2 separate regions of the Homo sapiens genome follow, and region 2 is linked to region 1. Evidence: chromatin contacts called from ENCODE Hi-C or POLR2A ChIA-PET data. All regions are on one chromosome and are shown on one strand. Each heading gives the region's core, a stretch centred on a gene start or an enhancer-like site at or near the end of the contact. The rest is flanking DNA. Distances are from core to core; before and after follow the strand shown. Region 1 overlaps SMAD3-DT (SMAD3 divergent transcript). Region 2 overlaps SMAD3 (SMAD family member 3).

Region 1 (3,867 bases), core at 223-2,722:
TTGGAGGGGGTGCCTCTGGGGCTGTTGAGGAGTAGGACTGGTGAGATAGACCAGTGAGTGGGTGGAGTGGGGGTGCTACATAGTCCTGGCTCTGGGCCCAGACCCCTGTTTCATCCAGAGCAGATTTGCTTTCATGCTTTATAACCTGGGGTTCTGTTTAACTCTTTGTTTGAAAAATCAGTTCTGCTTTAAAAAAAATAGATTTCTTTTAAACAAGTGACTGTGTTAAGACATTGTTCCCAAAGGGTTATAGGTTAAAAAAAAAAAAAAAAAGGAGTCTAGGTTTGGTGGCTCATACCTGTAATCCCAGCACTTTGGGAGGCCGAGGCAGGCAGATTGCTTGAGCTCAGGAGTTCAAGACCAGCTTGGTCAACATGACGAAACCCCACCTCTACAAAAAATACAAAAAATTAGCTGGGCATGGTGGTGCGCACCTGTAGTCCCAGTTACTTGGGAGGCTGAGATGGGAGGATTGCTTGAGCCTGGGAGGTGGAGACTACAATGAGCCATGATTGTGCCACTGTACTCAGCCTGGGTGACTGGGTGACAATGCAGGACCTTGTTTCAAAATTTAAAAAGGATGAGCCCTTCAGCCTTCAGCCTAAAAGTCTGCTCACCACTATCACTCTACATTGTGAATTAACCCTTCACGTGCAGCCCTCCCTCTTCTCATCCCCAGCTAGACGGCTTATTGGTGTATCCTCAACTGTCCAGCTAATAGGCTTGTTGATACGTTGATTCACTGATGAATGACCCTTTGAATAACTTGGCAGCATCATCTCATATTTGTACATTGTACAGTTCACAAAACAGGTTCATAGCTATCCTTTGCTTCAAAACTGCCAACACAGAGCCTCAAGGATTATGTGGTGGAAGAATCACTATCCTCACTTCACAGAGGTGATCCTAGGTCTCGGGGAGATGAGGAGGCTTGAGGTCTTGTGACTGGGTGCTGGCAGATTGGAACTTGGACCCAGGCCTTTGAATCCCGGCATTGTGCCAACTCCACTGTTGAGTGTGGCCTGAAAACACGGCCTTAATCCAGCCGTTAATTAATAACTAACTTGTGTGTTGGCCTCTGCAGTTTACAAAGTCTCTCCCTTAGGTCATTTCTTTTAATCTCCACAATCCTTTGGTGGCTGGATGTTGTTATTATTTTCCCCCAACCTGTCCCTTTGCAAAGAGGGGAAACTAGTGCTCAGAGGGTTGAAGTGTCTTACCCAAGGGCACACAACTATGGCTACAGAGCTACACTCAATACCCAGCTTCCAGCTTCCCTGTCCTCTGTTCCCCATCCTCTGTTCCATCCCTCACTTTTCTTCCCATGGGCAGGCCCTGGAGATGTCTGAGCATGTGGGCTTTTCAGCCACCCTCCAGCAGCCTGAAGGCCTGGCTCTCCTGGGCAGGCCCAGGAAACGCCTGGCTCAGTGGTGCTGAGCAGCCCCTCCCATGAGGCCTCGAGTTGTTTTTCTTATCTAAATAAACTCTACACAAACATGGGCACATTACTCATGTGTGAGTTATTTGCGATAGCATAGCCCAGAGATGGGGAAATCAGTTCACACTGGAACTATGTCTCAACCTGGTCAAAAAACAAATGGGGAAATGGAGTTCTAGGCCCAGGGCAGCAAAACTCAAACCCACACCCCATCTCAAGCCCAGGGAAAACTTCTGCCCCTGGTCACATGCTCTGTGGACCCCACTGGAGGGAAGACAGAACCCACCTGTGCCTAGGGAAGGACATGAGGGAGCTCCAAGGGGTGGGCTCTCGCTTCCAAGGCCAGCCTCTCTTCCCACAGGCCATCTTGAGGAAAGACAGAGACACACCCGCAGAGCAGGAGATCTCTGCTTTATCCTCTAAGCATTTTGCAAAATGAGTGCTGGAATCCATACCTGGTCCTTCTCCCCACATGTAATTAGATTCCTTCAACTTTTGGACTTGGATCTTTCACCAGAAGGCCTTGAGATCAGGGGAGGGGCTTAAGGAGCTGCTATATAAATGAAGACGTGTAACTTAGCTCAGTGCCTGGCAGGGACCGGCTGCTTTCATTACGGTTGAGGGGCAGTTGTTTGTGTGTGTGATGGGAAAGAGAGATGATGCTAAAAGCTGTTTATCTTGGCCCACCATCACATACCTTCCCAAAGGCTTACACACCCACTCTCTCAGGCATGTTTATTACCTCATCATTTAGGTGAGGGCCTCTCAGAGAAGTTCTATGATGTGCTGGAGGTACCCACGGGATGTCAGTCATAAACCATGGAATGTGGGTTTTGTGTTTGCAAAGGGCTCTTGGACACAGGATCTCAAAGGAATTCTTGACAGAGCTAGAAAAAGAGCCTTAGCCCCCTGACCCCTAGATCAGCAGATTTTGCTTCCAGAAAATGTTTCTAGGATGCCCAGCTCTCTGGATATGACTCATATTGGTCCCAAGGAATGACAGCCCTGCACATGGCTTCTGCCCCAGGGCTCTGGAACTGTGCTGCCTGGCCCCTGTGGTCACAGGGATTCCTTGCTCCTCTTTACCAGCTTCAGACCAAGGGACTCGAGCTTGGAGAGGCTGTGGTTACTGTGCTGCGTGGGTCTTGTCCTGGAGACCTTGTGTGATTCATCTTCGTGTTCCCACAGGGACTGTCACTAAGACAGGGCTGGGTTAAGACCCTTAGATATCCTGAAAGATCAGTCCTCCCTCATATGAAATTCAAAGAAAAACAATTCTAAATCTGAAAAAAATGCCACCCATCCATGTGGGCTGAGCTCAAAATAGCTTCCTTCTAGAGATTTTGATTGCAAAATCCTGGATGAATGCAATAAAGCTGAACTTTTTTCCTTGGCCTAGGAGTGGGGCAAGGAAGGGAGGGGTTTTGCCATTGGTCTAAGCACCTACTTGCTCTGCTTCCTGAGTCACCCAGATTGCCAAGGGGGTCTTGTACGTGGTAGATGTCAGCCCACGTCTTCTAAATTGAATGACGTGTGCCTGTTTCCCAGAAGAGGAATAAATCCAAGCAATAATGTGTCAAAGTATGGGCACAGAGTCTGAGCCAGCAAACACACACACACACACCCATGTGCACCCGTGCACACACAAACACAAGCCCATGCAGGTACACAGAGGGGAAGGGGAGCGGGGGGAGGGGGGAGGAGGGAGGAGGAAGATAATGTGTGGGGACCCAGCAACCTTTCTCAGTTCCAGTTTAAATGAACAGCAAAATAAAAACATGTTGTTCTCTCTCATAATTAATAGATGTGCTTGGAGTTTCACCTCTTGCCAGGCCCCTCCCCTGGTGCTAACTGACCCTTTATGGACAAGGTTTCCACAGAAGTATCAGCTACTAACCCTGAACCACGTGGCTGGAAGGCTGGGCCTGGAACCTTTAACTTCACGGAAGATGCACCTCCACAAAGGGTTTTTAGAATTTCCTGTTGCAGCCCCAAGAAGAGGAATGCATTTCTACCTAAAACGGGCTTAGATCTGCTTAAAAAAATAACAACAACGGTAAAAATACACTTAATGAATGTGTAACAAACCACAAAAACCACAGAAAGTGGGGTTTGAGTTTGAGGGGGAGTGCATAATTGTGTGTATTTTAGACATTAAATTAAGGTAACATGGCCTCATTTGGAAAAATCTGAGGGGAGGAAGGAAAGCACCATGAAAATGTGAGTTCCATGCTGGCTGGGAGTTCAACTCTACGGTACCCAGTGAAGCGTCAAGGGTGGAGAGTGTTCCTTTGTCAGTGTGTGTGTACATTTGTTTTTCATTCATTCATTCAAATATTTACTGAGAGACTACTTTGTGCCAGGCACTGTCCTGGACACTTGACAACAGAGCCATTAATTAGATATACAAGTTCCCACTCTGGCTACTC
Region 2 (3,530 bases), core at 350-2,849, 150 kb after region 1:
TTTGGGCGTATGTAACATTAGTGTCCTTCCTTGAAGCCACAAGCTAGTTTTCTTAGTTTTAAAATCCTGTTGTATGAATGGCATTTGTATATTAAAACACTTTTTTAAAGGACAGTTGAAAAGGGCAAGAGGAAACCAGGGCAGTTCTAGAGGAGTGCTGGTGACTGGATAGCAGTTTTAAGTGGCGTTCACCTAGTCAACACGACCGCGTGTGTTGCCCCTGCCCTGGGCTCCCCGCCATGACATCTTCACCTTGCAGCTTGTGCTGAGACTGACCCAAGTGCAGCTAGCACTGGGACACAGATCCTTGTCTTCAGCACCTTCCAAGGAGCCAACTTTTATTCCCTTTCCTCTCTCCCCTCCCCACCTCGCTTCTTCCCAATTTAGTAACTTAGATGCTTCCAGCACATACGTAGGTAGCTACCCCAGCCGGTTTGGATTACAGGCCTGTGCTGGAACATCATCTCAGTTGGCCACCTTCCTGGCAGGCTGTAGACCTGACATTTTGAGACAAGCCTAGAGGAGTCAGGAGCAGGGACTTTGACTCTTAGGAAGAGCACACATGAGGGCAAGGCTGCTGGCAGACGTCTCCATTGTCCTTATGTTGTCTGTGTTGTATTTTTTTTTTTTTATTGACCATGGTGATTATTTTTTTAAACCATCGTTAATATACTGAAGTGAGCTATAGCACATATCATGTGCTTAGTTTGTTTATTTTTCTCCATCTCCCCTTGGCTTCCTAGAGTTTGGACATATTCCAGGCTAAATGCTTTTACTCAAGACTACAGAAAGGTTTGAAGTAGTGTGTGCATGGCATGCACGTATGTAAGTAATCTGGGGAAGAAGCAAAGATCTGTTTCATTCTTAGCCTCAGGCCTCATGAGGGTCTCCACAGGGCCGGAGCTCAGGTTACACCACTCCTTCGTCCTTACAGGAGATGTAGGGAGAAGAATCTGCAGGCTGCTTGTAGGACTGTTCACCAAGGGGGATACCAGCAGCAAGAGAGTGCACCCGTTTAGCCCTGGACCCTGTTTCTTACTGTGTGACTTGGCTAGAGTTGGGAGTTCCCCCAAAATAAACGTGTCCCCATTTTACCAGAACCAAACCTCAACACAGCGAAGCTGTACTGTCTTTGTGTGGCAAAGATGTTCCCTTGTAGGCCCCTTTCAGGTAACCGTCTTCACAATGTATTTTCATCACAGTTTAAGGAGCATCAGCCGCTTCTCAAGTGGGTAGGGAAAGCAGAAAAACGTACGCAAGAGGACATGGATCCAAAATGATGATGAAGCATCTCCCATGGGGAGGTGATGGTGGGGAGATGATGGGCTAAACAGGCAACTTTTCAAAAACACAGCTATCATAGAAAAGAAACTTGCCTCATGTAAACTGGATTGAGAAATTCTCAGTGATTCTGCAATGGATTTTTTTTTAATGCAGAAGTAATGTATACTCTAGTATTCTGGTGTTTTTATATTTATGTAATAATTTCTTAAAACCATTCAGACAGATAACTATTTAATTTTTTTTAAGAAAGTTGGAAAGGTCTCTCCTCCCAAGGACAGTGGCTGGAAGAGTTGGGGCACAGCCAGTTCTGAATGTTGGTGGAGGGTGTAGTGGCTTTTTGGCTCAGCATCCAGAAACACCAAACCAGGCTGGCTAAACAAGTGGCCGCGTGTAAAAACAGACAGCTCTGAGTCAAATCTGGGCCCTTCCACAAGGGTCCTCTGAACCAAGCCCCACTCCCTTGCTAGGGGTGAAAGCATTACAGAGAGATGGAGCCATCTATCCAAGAAGCCTTCACTCACCTTCACTGCTGCTGTTGCAACTCGGCTGTTCTGGACTCTGATGTGTGTGGAGGGATGGGGAATAGAACATTGACTGTGTTGATTACCTTCACTATTCGGCCAGCCTGACCTTTTAATAACTTTGTAAAAAGCATGTATGTATTTATAGTGTTTTAGATTTTTCTAACTTTTATATCTTAAAAGCAGAGCACCTGTTTAAGCATTGTACCCCTATTGTTAAAGATTTGTGTCCTCTCATTCCCTCTCTTCCTCTTGTAAGTGCCCTTCTAATAAACTTTTCATGGAAAAGCTCCTGTGCCAGGAGCTCAGTCTGATTCTTGCTGCTGTCTCTGGGTGGAGAGAAGATTTAAAAGGGAGCCGAGGCGGGGGTCCCAGGGACTTCAGGGCTCAGGAGGACCAGAGGAAAATGTCTGTAAGCCCAGATATACCTTGACCAATGATGTACCAGGCCACATTCTGCTGTGGTCCTCATGTAATACCCAGCTGCCCTCATTCACTCACCAAGGGCAACATGCAGTGCCAGCAGAAGCCCCTGGGCCATCTGCACAAAGGTCAAAAGTTTCTCAATGGGTGTATCTCGCTATTCCGCAAACCTAAACACCATGTGTCCCACTGATGCTATCTCTGCAGTGCCATTTTATATTTTACTTCCTCTGTACCCCGAGGCCTTTGGCAAATGAATGACACCAACCCAACCTCAAGCCCTGCCACCTCTTGCCTCTGCTAGTCCCTCCTAGCCTGATTCCTCCATATTGTCAGGGTGTCTTAAATGCCACCAGATTTGTCTTCCCACAGGCATGGAGGTTCACAAGTAACTAACTTGGTTTCCACATCTGCCAGCTCAGATGACTGTTAGCACCTGTGAAAATTCATTTTGAATTCAAAACACCCAAGGAGAAAGGGACTTCAAAGTTGTTTCCTTGGCTAGATCTTACACTGACCCCAGAAGATGTGGATAAAGAATGGATAAAGAAAAACGCTGATTAAAATGTAAACTGTTGGCCAGGCGTGGTGGCTCAACACCTGTAATTCCAGCACTTTGGGAGGCAGAGACAGGCAGATCACTCGAGGTCAGGAGTTTGAGACCAGCCTAGCCAACATGGCGAAACCCCGTCTCTACCAAAAAATACAAAAATTAGCTGGGTGTGGTGGTGCACGCCTGTAGTCCCAGCTACTTGGGAGGCTGAGATGGGAGAATCGCTTGAACCCAGGAGGTGGAGGTTGCAGTGCTCATACCACTGCACTCCAGCCTGGGCAACAGAGTGAGACACTGTCTGTCTCAAAAAAAAAAAAAAAAAAAAAAAAAAAAAGAAGTAAAATGCCTTTTGGTTTTTAAGAGTCTGAATAAGCAGAGTTCGGGGGAGAAGGATGAAATGGGTTGGAGTAATCATCTGGTGTGACCACATCTGCAGCAGTCCTCCTAAGGACCTCCCCAGCATCATCTAAACACCTCCCTTACCAAGAGGAGGCAGGTTGCACCGTAAGGGCCTATAGATTTGGCCTCTGAGAACTGCAACAAATTCCTGCCTTTATGATGATTTGGTTGGTTCTTCCACCTTCCTACCCCCTTAACAGCTTTCCTCAAGGGTTTATGTAGCTGTTTGGGTCAACAGCTGACCCAAACCCGTCCTTTTAACCCAACCTGTTCCTTGAGATGCACGATTTTAAAATTCCAGCTATTTGTTAGACGTGATCCAAAACACAGCGCCCCCAAACTGAATCATC

What was found. A loop is a pair of places that touch in the nucleus more often than their neighbours do. ChIA-PET counts read pairs that join two places held with the same protein, here RNA polymerase II (POLR2A).
Region 2: POLR2A ChIA-PET joins it to region 1 with 10 read pairs in activated B cell. The contact joins two enhancer-like sites. A Hi-C loop is called at or near these places in 2 of 168 maps with a recorded cell type or tissue (CD4-positive, alpha-beta memory T cell and ascending aorta). POLR2A ChIA-PET finds 5 or more read pairs at or near these places in 6 of 52 experiments (A673, BJ, activated B cell and 2 more).

Annotation. Positions count from the first base shown.
Region 1 is chr15:67,047,435-67,051,301 of GRCh38, forward strand. The region is part of intron 2 of SMAD3-DT (SMAD3 divergent transcript); the gene reads right to left. Among named protein-coding and RNA genes, the nearest start is that of SMAD3-DT, 15 kb to the right of the region's middle. Within about 2 kb of position 1,473, at least 21 of the 41 ENCODE cell types and tissues checked have a DNase peak (open chromatin) inside an H3K27ac peak, as active enhancers do.
Region 2 is chr15:67,193,077-67,196,606 of GRCh38, forward strand. It overlaps SMAD3 (SMAD family member 3), which reads left to right. Exons shown (of 9, transcript NM_005902.4): 9 at 1-2,093. Among named protein-coding and RNA genes, the nearest start is that of SMAD3-AS1, 48 kb to the left of the region's middle. Within about 2 kb of position 1,600, at least 8 of the 41 ENCODE cell types and tissues checked have a DNase peak (open chromatin) inside an H3K27ac peak, as active enhancers do.